2 separate regions of the Mus musculus genome follow, and region 2 is linked to region 1. The links are chromatin loops, found by intact Hi-C in ENCODE. Cell type or tissue: gastrocnemius. All regions are shown on one strand.

The links. Hi-C counts contacts between places; a loop is a spot of excess contacts. Peaks named below come from ENCODE experiments on the same cell type or tissue, not always from the same donor. Only the 100,000 strongest peaks of a DNase experiment are listed, where the experiment ranks them.
Region 2: it touches region 1 in a loop (3-fold over the local background); 12 of 42 quality-filtered maps call a loop at or near these places.

What each region holds. Positions count from the first base shown.
Region 1 is chr4:155,576,008-155,584,007 of GRCm38, reverse strand. Nadk (NAD kinase) reads right to left here. Exons shown (of 12, transcript NM_001159637.1): 2 at 6,811-7,015; 3 at 4,614-4,697. The coding sequence starts at 6,989. Among named protein-coding and RNA genes, the nearest start is that of Nadk, 16 kb to the right of the region's middle. In gastrocnemius, a CTCF peak has its summit at 3,385 (motif pointing right); a DNase peak (open chromatin) is centred at 3,385; H3K4me3 peaks cover 963 bases; H3K27ac peaks cover 3,753 bases.
Region 2 is chr4:155,364,063-155,372,062 of GRCm38, reverse strand. No RefSeq gene overlaps it. Among named protein-coding and RNA genes, the nearest start is that of Prkcz, 6.6 kb to the right of the region's middle. In gastrocnemius, a CTCF peak has its summit at 3,196 (motif pointing left); DNase peaks (open chromatin) are centred at 47, 648, 1,041 and 3,183.

The DNA of each region.
Region 1 (8,000 bases):
CTGCCATCAGGGATAGCTGTCAGCCAACCTGCAGCCACATACCAGGAACACAATGGTTCTAGAGCAACTGTCCTTAGCTGCCAGTAGACCTTGAAGACCCACCCTGCCCAGCCACTGTCTGCAAGACTTTGGCCATATCCTCTTGGGCACCCTGCTTGCCAACTGTACCTATAATCATCTTCATGGGCCAGATCACATGTATTATGGTGGGGACAGAGATGGCATAAAGCAACAGAGAGGAAATCCTAGGCTACCTGTCAGCCTATAGAGGACATCTGTTCCTCATAGAACCTAGAACAGCTGGATTCAAGACTCTGTCCTGGGTCTACTATGGACCATTTCCAGTCCCAGGACCCTTCAGAACATGTGTTTCCTTTGATGAACCTACCTGGAGGGTGTATGGCCTACCTCTTTATGCTACTGTATAAACTTAGCTGAGTCTTATTTATTAATTAAAATCAATATAAGTATTAGTTAAACTAATAATAATTAAAATTAATAATTATTATTAATTTTTTGAAAGAGGTACTTAGTATGTGGCCTCGACTGGCTTGGAACGTATTATACAGACCAAGTTAGCCTCAAATTCATAGAGATCTACCTGTTTTCCCTCCTGAGTGTTGAGATTAAAGGCATGACCTGGTACCATGCCTGGCCTAGTAAATCTTCATTTCTGAAGTCCAACACAATTTCCCCAATTATGAAATGTGTTCTAGCAGTCTGTGAGAACCCACAACCAACCTTCAAAATTATGACACAAAGTACTGAAAGCCTCAGAGGCCACTAGTGGTCAAAGCACTCACCTGTTACTGGCATTTCTGGGAGGGGAGAGGCCGCTCATCGCTGCCTCTCTGAGCCTCCACCTTCTAGGAGACAGCAGGCACATCCCCAGCATTGCAGTGTTCCCTCACCACACACACACACAGCCCTGTCTGGCCACCATGCTCCTAGCTGTGTATTACACTGAGTTTAATTTTTGTATCCTCAAAACTGAAAGCAAAATGTCGAAGACTTGTCAAGGTCCTATAGCAGTGTTCTCTAAACTATGAAATCAAATAAACAAAAACATAGACTCCCTTCTGACTACATGGCCCTTCTGCCTCATCATCTGGTTTAAAAATGAAAAAACACAAGGTTAACTATTAAGAGCAAAGAGGGCCAGTCTCAGCTCCCTGCTCCTAAAGAAGGGCCAGGACCACCTGCCTAGCAGCCCTGGCAGGGCAGTGCCCAGGCCAGGCAGTGCCCAGGCCGCTGAGAACCAGGAGCATGGAAAAGGCAGGCCCGCCCACAGGGAGGCGGTCGCAGGCCACCGGCAGGTGAAAGGGCTGCAGGTGAAAGGAGATCACTCCCTAAACTTACCAGACTCCGGGTTCCAGAGAATGTGGGTGGATCATAGACCTCTGCCCCACTACAGAGCTCCAAGCCCACACCCTGTGTCCAGCAGCCAGCCTATCCTGCCCATGTGTGGGTTATGACTGCCTCAGGCAGGCCCAGCCCAAGACTCTTTCAGCCCCAAAGCTCAGCAGGGTTCAGCATGTGTCACCAGCATTATTATATGCAGGCCAAGGCCTCCCTGTGACCACAAACCAGCTCAACTTCCTGTTGTGTCATCTACAGAGGAATGGTGACCATTCCAGGAAGTCTGGGATTCAGGTGCCATGTGGAGCTGACAGGCTCATGGCCTGTCAGAACCAGCTCTGAGTGATCTGCTGTGCCAGCCAAGGATGCATGGCCACTGTGCCATACAACAGAGGTTGGCATCCCCGTAAGGAAAACACAGTCTCAAAGTAATGAGGAAACGAAAACTCCTCCTAAGTCCTCCATGCTGCCTCGGGAATACTTGATACTTGATACTTGGCAAACGTATAAAGCCCTCTTTTTTATTTTTTATTTATTTATTTATTTTTTTGAGACAGGGTTTCATTGTGTAGCCCTGGCTGTCCTGGAACTTACTCTAGACCAGGCTGGCCTCGAACTCAGAAATCCTGCCTCTGCCTCCCAAGTGCTGGGATTAAAGGCGTGCGCCACCAATGCCCCATAAGGCCCTCATTTTTATAACATAGGTGTTACACTGACATATAGAGGTATACAGAGATGCAGGTGACAGAGCTGTACCTCAGAGCCTAGAACAAATGGTCCCAGGCAGAGCAGAGAAAGGTGCCTGTCTAGACATTAACCCATAGTCCTAAAGTTCTCTCACTTGCACTTTCTGGTCTCAGAGAACGGCCTGCAGGCATTTTGTGTCCTGGCCTAAATAACTGATATCTAAGTAAAAACTGGCTGTGGGGGGCTGGAGAGATAGCTCAGCGACTAGGAGTGCATACTACTCCCCCAGCCTTGGGAGGCAAAGACAGTTGAATCTCTGAGTGTGAGACCAGACTGATCTAACAAACAAATTGAGTTCTAGGAGAGCCAGACTACCTAAAGAAACTATGACTTAAAACAAACAAAAAAAAAAAAAAAGGAAAAAAGGAAAAAAGGAGGTGGGGTTTACACTGCTCTTGATTTAGTTCCCAACACCCATATCTGGTAAAATCTGGAGTTACAATTGCCTGCAACTCCAGTTCCAGGGAGCCAAAAATATAATACAGTGTATTTACATATAATAAATAAATCTTTTTACAAAAAGATTTATTTATTTATTATATGTAAGTACACTGCAACTGTCTTCAGACACACCAGAAGAGGGAGTCAGATCTCATTACAGATGGTTGTGAGCCACCATGTGGTTGCTGGGATTTGAACTCTGGACCTTCGGAAGAGCAGTCGGGTGCTCTTACCCACTGAGCCATCTCACCAGCCCCCTAAATAAATCTTTAGAAATAAAATAAACAAGCAAAAACTGGCTGCTGTAGAGGCGTTAGGTAAGTGACAAAGCTAAGCTGTGCAGGAAGGGGCTGCAAGCAGCTGGTGGTTGGAAAATACAGGGGACCACTAGGATACTGGGAGGTGGTGGGCATGCATATGGGCACCAGACCAGGGACAGGAAGCAGGGGAGTGCCTAGAACTCTGGGTGATGGGGAGCTAGGGAGGGCCACACGTGGGACAGACAATGACACAGTGGATATTAGCAGAAGGCTTGGGGTTGGTGTAATTATGATTGCTGGATGCATGGATAAGAGAGTATACAACATGTCAAGATACAACATGTCAAGATACAACATGTCAAGAACCGTTGCTTCCAATGATATACATTTAGCAGCAACAGCAGCAGCAGCAGCAATAACTCACAACTCTGCTCTGTGAACTTGTAGGCCTTGGACAATTTTCCTCAAAAGCACTAATACTAGCATCCCTGCATCCCTAAGGGTGTAAACCATTACTGGGATTTACACCAACCCTGCAGCCAAGGTTCCTTTTAAGAGCAGTTCCTTGGATGGCCTGCAGGTGGCAGAAAAGCAAGGATGCGGTCTCCTCCAAGAGGAAGCTTGGAGCAGGGGGCTTCAACCAGGGTTGTGACCACTTTGGGGGCTGTATATCAGATATCCTACCCATGAGATATCTACACTGTAATTTGTAATACTAGGAAAATTACAGTTATGAAGTAGGAATGAAATAACTCTATGGTTGGGGGTCCCCACAACATGAGGAAGTGTATTAAAGGGTCGCAGCATAAGGGAGGATGAGGACCACTGCTGAGAGGGTCATACATAGCCTTGGGTCAGGTCTCTAATCCAGGCCAGAAAAAGGTGGTGCAGAGGGAAAACATTTATTCTTTGGAAATATCCAATGCTAACCAGAATTTGGGCTGACAGAGATAATGATCAGGTGTAACCCAGGAAGATACACTAACTGCTAAGGTCTCAGGGAGCTTGTGTTCCAGGGCGTTGTCCTAGCCAGCGACAGGATTGTGAGGAACACATAGGATGGGATGTGGCCAGTAGGAGAATGCATGCCTGTCAGAGGCAAGTCTTGGTCCCATCTCTAGCATGGCAAACCCACGGTTCAAACAAACAAATGAACAAAAAGAAGAATCTTTCAAGCAAGTAAAATCAGGTTAAAAAACAAAGAAAATTTGTATTTCTACAGGCTCACAACCATCTACAGTGGGATTTGATACCCTGTTCTCTTACGCAAGCATACATGCACATAGTGTGCTCATACACATACATACATATGTATGTACATACGTATGTAAGTACAAACATACATACATACATACATACATACATACATACATCTTTAAAAGAAGGAAAGACACAGAACACCAAGCAAGTCCCACTGATCCTATTTAACCTGTGCAGATGGTCACAGTCAGGGGACCCGGTCCCACGTGGCCACAGCCCTTAGCTCACCACTGCTTCTCTTTCTCCCTGGTTTATGTGTTTTTGGTTTTCAGACAGGGTCTGACTCTCGGCTGATATCTTACTAACAGCTCAAGCTGGCTCAGACTCGAGAGTCTCCTGCCTCAGACCGAGTGCCAAAGTATAGGTGTGTACCAAAACAGAAATTTGCCCCCTGCCTCTGGAAGCCATGGGAGAAACCACCAGCTAAAAGTCTCCACTTAGGATCTATGAACACAGTTGGCTTCTGAAACAACTCAGAACCCTGCACAGGGCAACCCCATAAAACTCCCAAGGAACACCCCTTCCCCTCAATTCTGGTAAACTCACATGATGGTCTGCGGGTTCTGCAGCACGCAGGCCTTTGGTCCAAATGTTGTCACTGGGCACGGTCCATGGAGAGAGCGGGTCCTCCTGTGGAGCACAGCGGAGACTGGTGTCAAAGTAGAAGGGGACAGTAAGCAAAACAGACATGCCCCTGTCAGACTCCAAGAAACCCAAGTGACAATAGCTCCATCATCCACAGCATTCACACGCGGGGCAGCAGATCCTGCCCTGGTCTGGGATGCTGCGCTGGAGCTCACGCTTGCCCAGGTTCCCTGGGACAGTACCGAGGCATGAAAACTGACCTGGACAGGTTCCCGTGGACACTGATCCTAAATCAGAGGAGGCACAAGTCTAGTAAGAGCCAGGAAAACACTGGCCTGGCATGAGCCAGGACCCAAGGCAGCACCTCTCAGCAGGTCTGTGGGCTATAATCGGGAGTCAAAACCTGGCACCACCCTCAATAATCTAGATGAACATTCTAGCAGAAATATTTTCTCTGGAGCACATGTGTGACAACACAGATACCAATTGAGCAACCCAGCCTTCCCTCCTAAAAAGTGACCCAGCCAGTTGAGCATCCAAACAAAGGTTCACTGCAGCCTGCCCTGACGAGGGACAGCAGCAGCCAGGCTCTCTATGCTTCTGGGCGATCAGGGCAAAGACCAAGACAGCATTGTGGTTGTTCATCTTGGGACACTCACTCAGGGCTCTGGGGCTTCACTAACTCCTCTTAGCCCAGAGAGAACACTGAGTTAGTAGAGTAGCCTTCAAACTTGCTTCCCTTCAGCTGCCTGTCTCCAAATCCACAAAATCTTCCAATGCTGATGACGCAGATGAAAGATTGCCCTGCCTCTGGGGGAGCAGGCAGTGTCCAGGGTCATGGAGCCCGGCCAGCCTGGCCAGCTGACAACTGGAGAGAAACCTGATTGCTGCAGGCCTTTCTGAGCTAGAGAAGTGTTAGAGTTTTACATAAAGCTTTCCCTTTTTTCTTCCTTTTTTATAACAGACCTCCCAATATGGCCCAGACTGGCCTTCAACTTGTGATCCCCCTGCCTCAGCCTTTTAAGATTACAAGTGTGAATCACTCACTAAGCCTGGGTTGTCTACATAGCCTTTAAAAGGTTATACAGAACATCACAAATATCAACTCATGTAGGAACTTAAAGGAACTAGGAAGAGAACTTAGGGCTTGCAGGAAATAAGAGTCAGCACCGGCCACCCTCTGTCCTCCTCGAAGGATAGTTGCACAGGCAAACTTGCTTGTACACTCATTGCTCCAGGACATCAGCCACCAGCTGCAGAAGCTGCTCTGACTTATGGCTACTTTCACAGGTCCAACATCCCCACAGAAACCAGAAACTCAGGCAATTATGTCCTAAGTCGGCAAGGCACAAACATAGTGGTGAGGCATAGGCACCGGAGGCCACCGTGATCAGCTGTGTACCCAGGGCAAAGGTGCTGGCCACCTAGCCTCTGCTGCAGCCATCTCACATAGAGCTTTCTACAAACAACTGCAGCAGCCACTCGTCCCTCTACCACTAAATGGGTGCTCTGTGAGATCACTCATCCTCACGGGAGAGACTGCCTGCCTGACTTTAAAGTGACTCCTCACCATCACATTTCACAGGTGTGATCCTTCTTCTGGAGTCAGTGTCAGTCTCTGGCAAGCTTCCATAAAAGACTTAGCGTGGTTATTGTCTCCAGGAATGAGAGTACCTCCTGATGTTAGTGGAACCTCATGCTTATCATGTGGCCTCCCCTTGAGGCTTTATGCAGCAGCAGTGGAAGGCAGTGGCCCACAACGTGTGCAAGAAAGTCTGCCCTTTGTGTAAGGAGCAGAGGCCTCTGGGTCACAACAGCTCCTCTTCCCCACCGGCACTTCTTTTGCTGAGCTCATCCATGCTCTCCTCTCAGCTCACCCAGCTCAGCTTGGCTCTGGCTGGGTGGCTCTGTGCTGAGGCAGAAAAGGAAAACATGGTGTGGCCTGTATTTCGTACATGCCAGTCGGTAACAAGTGTCCAGCACAAGTCTCGTGGACAGTGCTTCCCTCTGCTAAGGTCAGCACCACTTGGGCAGTGCCAAGCTCCACCCTACGGGCAAAACTCACACTAAGCAATGATGATCTGCCCTGATATCGGCTGTGTCCTCTGTAAGGATCCTAACACAGCATGAGAGGAAAAGGGGACACTCCTGGTCCTACCTGAACTCCTTGGTGCTGCCTAGGGCAGGTGAGGCTGACAGGCTCCGAGACTTGGCCCGGCCCCGGATAGGGTGATTGTAGCTCCAGGTCTCATCCCCATGACATGCTGAGCAGTTGTAGGAGGCTGAGTCGGCACTCAGCTCCTGACTCAGGTTCATCTTTTCTTGTTCCATTTCCATAGTTGATATGAGAAAAACTCTGGTGCCTTAATTTGATAAAAGAGAGCAAGTTACGTATACCAGCAGCAGTAACAAACATTCAGCACCATCCAGGGAAATGCTGGGTGTGATATCTGCTCTCACAAGACCTTCCACAAGATCCCTGTGGAAGGAGGGGAAGACTCCTGAGGCTCCTCCCTTCCCTGAAGGCGTATAAACAGTAAAGTCTGCCAGTTGGACTATGGTGGTACAGCTACCGCAATAAATTCACTCCTGGACTTGGTTGGGATCATTTGTCGCTGCCGTCTGTATCTGGGTGAAAAGAAAACAGACTCCCTAAGAAAAGGGGAAAAAAACCTGCCAGGTTCCCATTTTCCAGAGTTTTTGAAAATAGGCTACTTTCAGTCAGGCGGTGGTGGCGCCCACCTTTAATCCCAGCCCTCGGGAGGCAGAGGCAGGCAGATTTCTGAGTTAGAGGCCAGCCTGGTCTACAGAGTGAGTTCCAGGACAGCCAGGGCTATAAAGAGAAACCATGTATCAAAAAACCACCCCCCCCCCCCAAAAAAGGCTACTTTCACCTTAAAAATATTTAAGAACTCAGAATCCTTCCTGCTGTCGTTTTTCTACATTTTTGGAGACTGAATCCAGGGCCCAGCAAATTTTAGCTATGTCCAAGATACAACCTCACCCCTCACTGGTGTTTCTGAACCTTCTAAAGATAATGGAGAGTAAGGACAAAACAACCAAGGCAGAGTGTTAGTGTTTCCATCACAAGCCAGATAAAATGGTCCCTGGAAGGGTGGACACAGACCACAAAGCAGCCCTCATAGCCAAACAAGTAAGATGAAAATGTAAAGTGGTGGTGTGGACATCAGTACAGTAACATGCTTTTCAGTCTCTAACAGTCGAGAGCAGGTTATGCACTGGGGTCTGCATGCACGCACAAAGCCGACTAGCTCAGTCCAGTACTGATGGAAGTTACCAGAACGTAACTGTAACAATCCCCAAGGAAAACTTCAGGTCCCAAATGAA
Region 2 (8,000 bases), 210 kb after region 1:
GCTTGAGTCTGGAGCCTCCCTGCAGAGCAGCAACTCCTCCATCTGCTAGATTGCTGGAGCCAATGCCGTGCAGCAGGGGCATGCCTCCTTATGTCCTGGCAGGATAGCTTCGCATGGCCTGTGTGAGTGCCAGGGTCATGTGTGGGGGTCGATCTATGTGTCCAAATGTGCAGCCTTTCATTTCAAAGGCCATGGGCCACTGGTCAAGTGAAGTCTGTGGTAGCTTTGGGCTACTCTTCACTGCTGGCTACAACTACCTCCCAACCAACCATGACAGTAACTGTCTGATGACGTGCGCTACAAGAGTTGTGTGTACTTGCGGGTCTTTCCTTGGGTTTAGACCCTGAGGAGGAATGATCAGAAAGAGACGTCATGGGTGCTTTCAAGGCTTTTGCTTTCTCTAAAAACAAGTCCCTAGTAGGCAGCTGGGGAGTGGGGCTTCTCCCATCCTCTAGCCTTACCAGCCCAAAGGACCTACTGGACAATGTTTTGGCTCTCTGTGTTCTACAGCCTGCCAGCCTCACCCAGGAATGATTCACACATATTCTGGACCTGAGCTCAGTGTAGTTGACCATAGGCCCCCCAAGACCACAGAGCTCAGATGGCATAAAGCCAGTAGGTGGCTCAGGCTGGGGGCTGGGAAACCCTTTACCATCTCCTGTGATTGTTTGAGTTAAAGTGACTCTATTTTCATGGGGCTAAAATAGTGCTTGTAGTCCTGGAGCTGTTGCCGTCATTGCCATGGCGACATGGTTCTGGCAGAGCCCCCTCATCCTCCACTGGGTCTTAAGTAACCTCAGTCCTTAGGAAGGTGCAGTGGGGCCCAGTCTGTTTGCAGCGGCCTCCAGACTGGTGCAGCACAGTAGCCCAGCTGCCTTTGTGCCCATATGCTCTGACAATGCCCCGAACCTGTAACTCAGGCTTGGGTCCTGGACTCAAGCAGGCCCGAGACAGGAGCCCCACTCTGTGCTCAGCCAAGGTACAGAGAAAGAAGTGAGTATGTGTGTGTTGTTTTGCTGTAGCCTGGAATACCTGCAGGGACCTTGAGCCTTTGCCCTGCTGTTGCAGTCATGTGATCCTGGAACGGGTCCAGTGCCTCTCAGGCCTTAGGCCTGTACGCTGGGAGCACGTGACCAATAAACAAGTATAGAGCCTCGCAGGCATGTGAGGCTTGGGTGGCGATGCCTGGTGCAAAGGTAGCCACAACTGTGCCCGGTGCAGGATATAGCCCTAGAGCATGGCCTGGGCCCTCTGCACAGTTCGGCTGGTAAGTGTGTGGAAGCAGCCGAGATGTCGGTCTGTTATTTTACAGCTCTACTATACTTCTATCTAGCTCCCCTTCTTTCTAGCCTCTTGACCCAACAACCCACAGGTTTTCTTAGCTTTTCTGTCTTTGCTGACCCAGCATTACCCACATTCAAAATGTCCAGATACAACACACACACACACACACACACACACACACACACATACATACACAGACACACACACACACTCACACACACATACACATACACACATACACACACTCGCACACACACTCGCACACACATACACAGACACAGACACACACATACACTGGCACACACACACTCGCACACACATACACAGACACACACACACACTCGCACACACATACACAGACACACACACACACAGAGGAAGATTATGTCTGCACATTCAGGGACATGTGTACACTCAGTGTTATAAGGTCTAGTGTCCACAGGTTTTTATTTTCTGGACCGGTGGACTGACTACTCAGAGGGTAAAGACGCTTACCATCAACCTCATCACCATCCCTAGGTCCCACCCACATGGTAAGAATGGATTCCTACGGGTCGTCCTCTGACCTCGTGTGCACTGTTACAGGTGTACACACCCCTCTACACACACAATAAATAACAAATAGATAATATTCAAGGATGACATAATTTAATTTAATTTGGAGAGCTGCAAGATACATAGGGTTCTTGCTCACCCTTTGACTGGAAACCCCTAAGTTAAGACTTCGCATAGACATGGTATGTTTATTAGTATAGAACAACTTCCATATTATTAAGGACACATTTTATCTGGGTTTCTCAATTTTTGAACAATGTTTTTCAATATTGCATTGGCCTGGTCTCCCCCCACCCCCATGTTTCCCAGACAGTTTCTCTGTGTACCAGCCTTAGCTGTCCTAGAACTCACTTTGTAAACCAGGCTGACCTGCAAGTCACAAAGATCAGCTTGCCTCTCTCTGTCTCCCAAATGCCATGGTGTAAAGGTGTGTGCCATCACATCCAGCTCTGACCTATTTTTTTTTCAGCAGGTATTGCTAGTCCTTTTCTAGGTGAGATACACTCAGTACTTGACCTCTTAGGTGCATCACACTGCATCCTGAGAGCTGGGATTTCAGGTGTGCACAGCCAAGCCTCGTTTCTGCAGTGCTGGGGATTGAAGCCTGGCTTTCTACATTCTAGGTACTCTACGGACAGAGCTACATACTCAGGAGAACAGTCTTTATTTTTGGTTCAGATATTAAGCATAAGGTCATAATTCTTTGCAATAATTTCTGGGAGAGTTTCAATAGAGCAAATTTCCAGGTGACGTAGCAAATAAAAGACAAAATACCATTTAAGTCAAAAGAACAAAATTACTTTGTTTCTGTGGGTATTATTGAAAGTTGAACTTAGGACCTCATCATGTTCTACAGAGCCACATTTCCAATCCCACGTTTTTAGTTTTTACTATGAGTCAGAATCTTATTAAGTTGTCCGGGCTGCCTTGAACCGTCAATAATTCCTTTCTCAGTCTCTTAAACAGGTGGGAATTACAGGCTTGCGGCAAGAGGTCTGTTTTAGCAGTCCACAGATTAAAAAAAACCCAAAAAACAAAAAACACCCGAAAAACCCGGGATGATTAGCACAATTAACTGTGTAGCGGAGGGTGGGAGGAATTACCACTGGAAGAGCAGATGGCTGGATAGACGGAACTGAAGACATAGGCAACATCTTATGGGCCTGGGAGGTGAGAAGCAGGATTGTGTGGAGATGCAGACCCATGGCGCTGGGGGGTAGCCAGCCAGAGCTCAGATCATGAGGGAGTAGGGCACAGCACCCCCACCTTCTAAGACAGAACCAGGATCGAAGTAAGGAACAAAGAGCCAAGCCCTCCCTCAGCTGCGTCCCTCCTGTGCCCCCTTCTGGGAATGCTCGGTATTGCGCTTGCCTGTGGAGGACAGGAAGGACCAGGTGGACTGGAATTTCATCTCTACTCACCAGCCGTGTAGGCGAAACGCAAGGTTGAGGCAAAAGTGGCTAAGGACACCTAGGACTTCTGGTGTGTCCCCCAATCTTTTCACCTACTCCGTATCCTCCTTTCCACGGCCTCCGCCGTTTTAGCTTTCCCAGAATTCCCTGCTTCTCAGGGTCATAGGCCTCTTTGTGAGCCCATCACGTCCTTCCCCTGTAATATGTTGTTAGCTTCCAAAACCAGCCTCTTCCAGAACCTGGTCTTCCACATGCAACAGAGTCACCATTTACTTGTTTATTTAGGGGTTGGTTTTTTGGGGGGGGTGCAATGTATCTCCCCTCTGCCCCTTTCCCCCCAGAGTTTCTCTGTATACCCCTGGCTGGCCTCGGCCTGGGATTAAAAGCTGCATAGCCCAGGGCTGGAGAGATGGCTCAGAGGTTAAGAGCACTGACTGCTCTTCCAGAGGTCGTGAGTTCAATTCCTAGCAACCACATGGCGACTCACAACCATCTGTAATAGTGGGATCCCATGCCCTCTTCTGATGTGTCTGAAGACAATGATAGTGTATTCATATACATAGAAAAGATTAAAAAATTTTAAAAAGCTACATAACCCAATCCTGCCGGCCCTGGCATCTGTTTATGTGTGAGTGTCTTTGTCTGTGTGGTGTGCTGATTAGTTTTCGGTCGGTTTGAGGTAGCTAGAGCCATTCTGAGAAGGAACCTCAACTGAGAAAACACCTCCATTCAACCGGCTTGTCAGCAAGTCTGTAGAGCATTTTCTTGATCGGTGGTTGTCATAGGTGCCCTTCCCGAGTAGGTGGCCTTGAGGTGTATCGGAAAGCAAACTGAGCAGGCGCGGAGGGCGGACTAGCACCCACACTGCTTCTGTTTCAGTTCCTCTCCTACGTTCCTGCCTTGGCTCACCTCAAAGGGCTGCAACTCTGGATGATATCTAAACCAAATAAACTCCTCCCTCCCTCAGTTGCTTTTGGTCATGGTTTATGGTCACACTAGGCAGGGAACCAAGCCCCGTGTACTTAAGTGGGATTGAGGCAGGGTTTCTCCCTGAATCTACTTAAGTTAGGCTCAGTGATCCTCCTGCCTCTACCTTCCATTCAGAGTTGGCTTGCAGGTCCGTGCCGGACGGACAGCTTGTTACATGGGTGCCACTGAGCCACATCTCCAGCTCCACAGAACTGTCACCTCTATAGGTCTGGGAAACACCGAAAGCAGCGGCCTGTCTCAACTGGCATCAGGCTGCACAAGAGAAAAACCCTGGCTTATGGCTGCACAACTTTTGGCACTTATGGGATATCAAGCAACGTCTGACGGCTGACTGAATGAGTTCGGTTGATATTGTCACTTCAGTTGGTTTCTCTAAGTCCCACAATCCCTGACAGAAAAAGGAAACATCTGCGGTAGGGTGCCTCCCTCTCTCCGCTGTGTATGCCAAGCAAATGCTCTGGGCCCTTCCTGTAGCAGGTGGGTTCCTGCCAGACCCCACCCGGGTCAGCCTCACATCTGGAAAGGTGAACAATGTTTCCTCTCCCCTATAGGCTCTGAGAAAACCAGATAACAGAGATCCGCTGGACTTGGTAGAGCCTCCTAGGGAGGTAGGAGAAGCCCTCACTTAACCCTTTGTGAGCCACTGGCCACTCCTTACCCTTCCCCACACCTGGCAGTATCTACCCTGTCCTTCTGCGATGGCTTGTTTTACGTCAGCTTGACACAGCTGTAGACACCTGAGAGTCAATTGAGAAATGCCTCTATATGACTGGGCCTAGCCCGGTGTGGGTGGCACCACCCCTGGACAGGTAGTTCTATAAGCAGTCTAAGCAAGCCAGTACGGCAGCCCTCCACCATGGCCCATCACTCCTGCCTCCAGGTTCCTTCTCTGTTTGGGTTCCCGCCCTGAGCGCTTTCAATGATTAACTGTTATATGGAAGTGTAAGAGAAATAAACCCTCTCCTCCCTTTTGGTCAGTGTTTTATTACAGCAATATAAACAAGTAAGACACCATCCACCAGCTGGTCCCAAGAGATCTGAGTGAAGCCGGGCATGTGGGTCCCCACCCACCCAGCTGGGCTTTGGGGAAGGGGCTTCATGGACGGCCTCATCTTCTCAGAAATTGAATCTGTATAAACCCATTTTTAATTGTATCTTCATTTGGAAAACGGTTTGTGTTTGGGAGTATCCAGTGTCTGTGGAAAACTGGGGAACCACAGAAACTTTAGGACATGGAAAGGATCTGCCTCCAGTGGCCCAGCCAGTTTCCTGTCTGCGGCCCCAACCGCCCCATGCTGGGGTCTGCCTCACCTCACAGGTTCTGAGGGTCACCTCCAAACCCTACCCACCAGGGAGGAAGCTCTGGAAACCTGCCTTTCTGCTTCACTATGACTGGTCTGGTCGGGTCTCCATGGAAGCTGGTGGAAACCCTGCCCCCGCCTTGGTGGACAGAGTCTGGAGCTCATGTGGCCCCAGAAATCCCACTCATTACACTGGGTGCCTGGAGAGGCCATGGGAACACCCAGCCAAGTGTTCACTGGTGAACTGGGAAACAAATCCTGTTGTCTGCTGCCAGGCAACACCCCGACACAGTTCCCAGGGGAAACCTGCAGGTCCCTTCACCCTGGAGCCTCACAGGTTGGGGGTTCTGATTTGGGAGTTCCTGCTGTGACCTGCTCCCATAGGCCTGGAGGTTGCTTTGCATTGCAAATACTGGCCTCAGGAGAGAATGGCCAAAAGGAAGGGTAGTTAGGGGCTGGGGAAGCTCTTAGGACACTGGTTTGAACCATAGGCATACATTTTTTGCAACCTACTTTTAATAAGGGTTCAACCTCTTCTATAATCCACCACTCAGTAGAGGTAGTAGAAGAGAAAAGTTATTAGGATGGGGGGAAGTGGACCTATTCAGCAATAGTTCTTTGGGGGTGGGTTTGATCCTCTTTGGCAGCAGTTTAGTCCCGTAGCAAACACCAAATATGACTCAGCAGCTGCAGACCAGTCCTCTAGGCAGGCCGACGCCAGGCAGGAACCAGCAGCCGTAGTTCAGTTCTGAAGAAACCACCAGGCTCGCCAACCAGCCTGAGACGAGGCTGCAGAGGTGGCAATCTGCCACAGGAACCTACCTCATGAGCAGTTCTTGGGCGGGTTTCTCTCAATGGTGGCGTTATCATACGCTGAGCTCAAGAGCGCTATGTAAGGTGAATGGATACACGCGTGTCCTTAGCAAAGAATAGTGAGGCCAAGCAAACCAAACCAACGCTCAGTGCTCATCTCCCGCTGTCTGTGAGATCATATTTATACTCCCTCACCAAGCGTCCTGTCACATGTCTGCTATATCAAAACACTCATCCCCCTATGCCTGCTTCAGGAAAACAGTCTTTCATGTGTTTGCTTTAGCAAGACATCCTTTCACCTCTGTGCCCCAGCAAAACATTTGACATAACTTTCCAAATAAACTAGAAGTCTCCACTTCAGTTAACCTCAGAGCTCAGTCCTCTGCTCTACTGGGAGGCTTCAGTACACTGCATGACATCTCTCCTAAGGCCCCTCTGGCTGTACATGGTCCGGGACTGGAACCTGAACTCACTGGCCTTCCCCACCCTTGTGGTTTTTCGAGACAGGGTTTCTCCATGTAGCTCTGGCTGTCCTGGAACTCACTCTGTAGACCAGGATGGCCTCAAACTCAGAAATCTGCCTTCCTCTGCCTCCCAAGGTCTAGGATTAAAGGCGTGCGCCACCATTGCCTGGCTGCAAAAGATGTTTAATCTTGGGTCCACCCTGAGAAGTTGGTACGGTACACATCCATTTTCCATGATGAACAACCAATAAACAGTTTGGAACCAAGGACTGTCTGACTCTTTCATTGAGAACGGCCATGGGGAGCATGGAGCAGGTCTTCACCTACAGAGCCACAGCCTCCTGCAGAAGACCTCTCTGTGCTTTCAGCCACCATCACAGCCAAGCTAAGGACCTTCACTGGTGAGCAAAGCCAGGACTTCCCTCCCCACCCCAAGCCCTGGGCTAGACTCCATCCTCAGCCGGCAGGTCCCCAACTCTGCTCTCAACTCCTGAGACTCAGGGGAGTCTGAGTGTCCAGGAGTTTGGGAGCGCCTGGTCCTGGCCTCTTCGCAAGCCTGTGGACCCCTGACATTTGTTCCTGACTCTTCTGTGTGGCACTCCATGGATGACCAGGTGCCCAGGGGTCTGGGAATACCAGCTTCAGCTTTCCCACACCTCAGACTGTGTTTTCCCACCCTCAGAGTGGTGCTCCCGGCATTTGCCCAGCGTGGGATAGACATGGTCAGCATTTTACCTCCCCAGCACCCTTTTCCACCAGGTTGCCTAGCCCATTCAAGGCATGCCTTGTTCTTTCCAGTATATCAGGAAGTACTGAAAGCTATACACTAAAGTGGGGTCAAGATGGCTATAGGGCTAGCTATAGGACGCCACATGTAGAGCTGGTCAGGTGGCCAGGACAACTTTCCTAGATCATGATTGCTGGGCAGGTGCAGGAGAGTCACAGTGTACTCCTACTTTGGTGCAAGATAGATGTTCTTCATCGTGTCTGTCCAGGCACCGTGTCACCTTCTGTCCAGTTGCCTTTTAGTGATGGGGGTGGGGACAGACCACTTACATAGACGTGTGTTGGGCAGGCATCAGAGAAGGTACCACAGACAGAGGATACAAGGTCATCCATGGGGTGGGTGAATGTGGGGGAATGTAACGGCAAAAAGGAACGAGGTCCCTGGTCCTATGAGC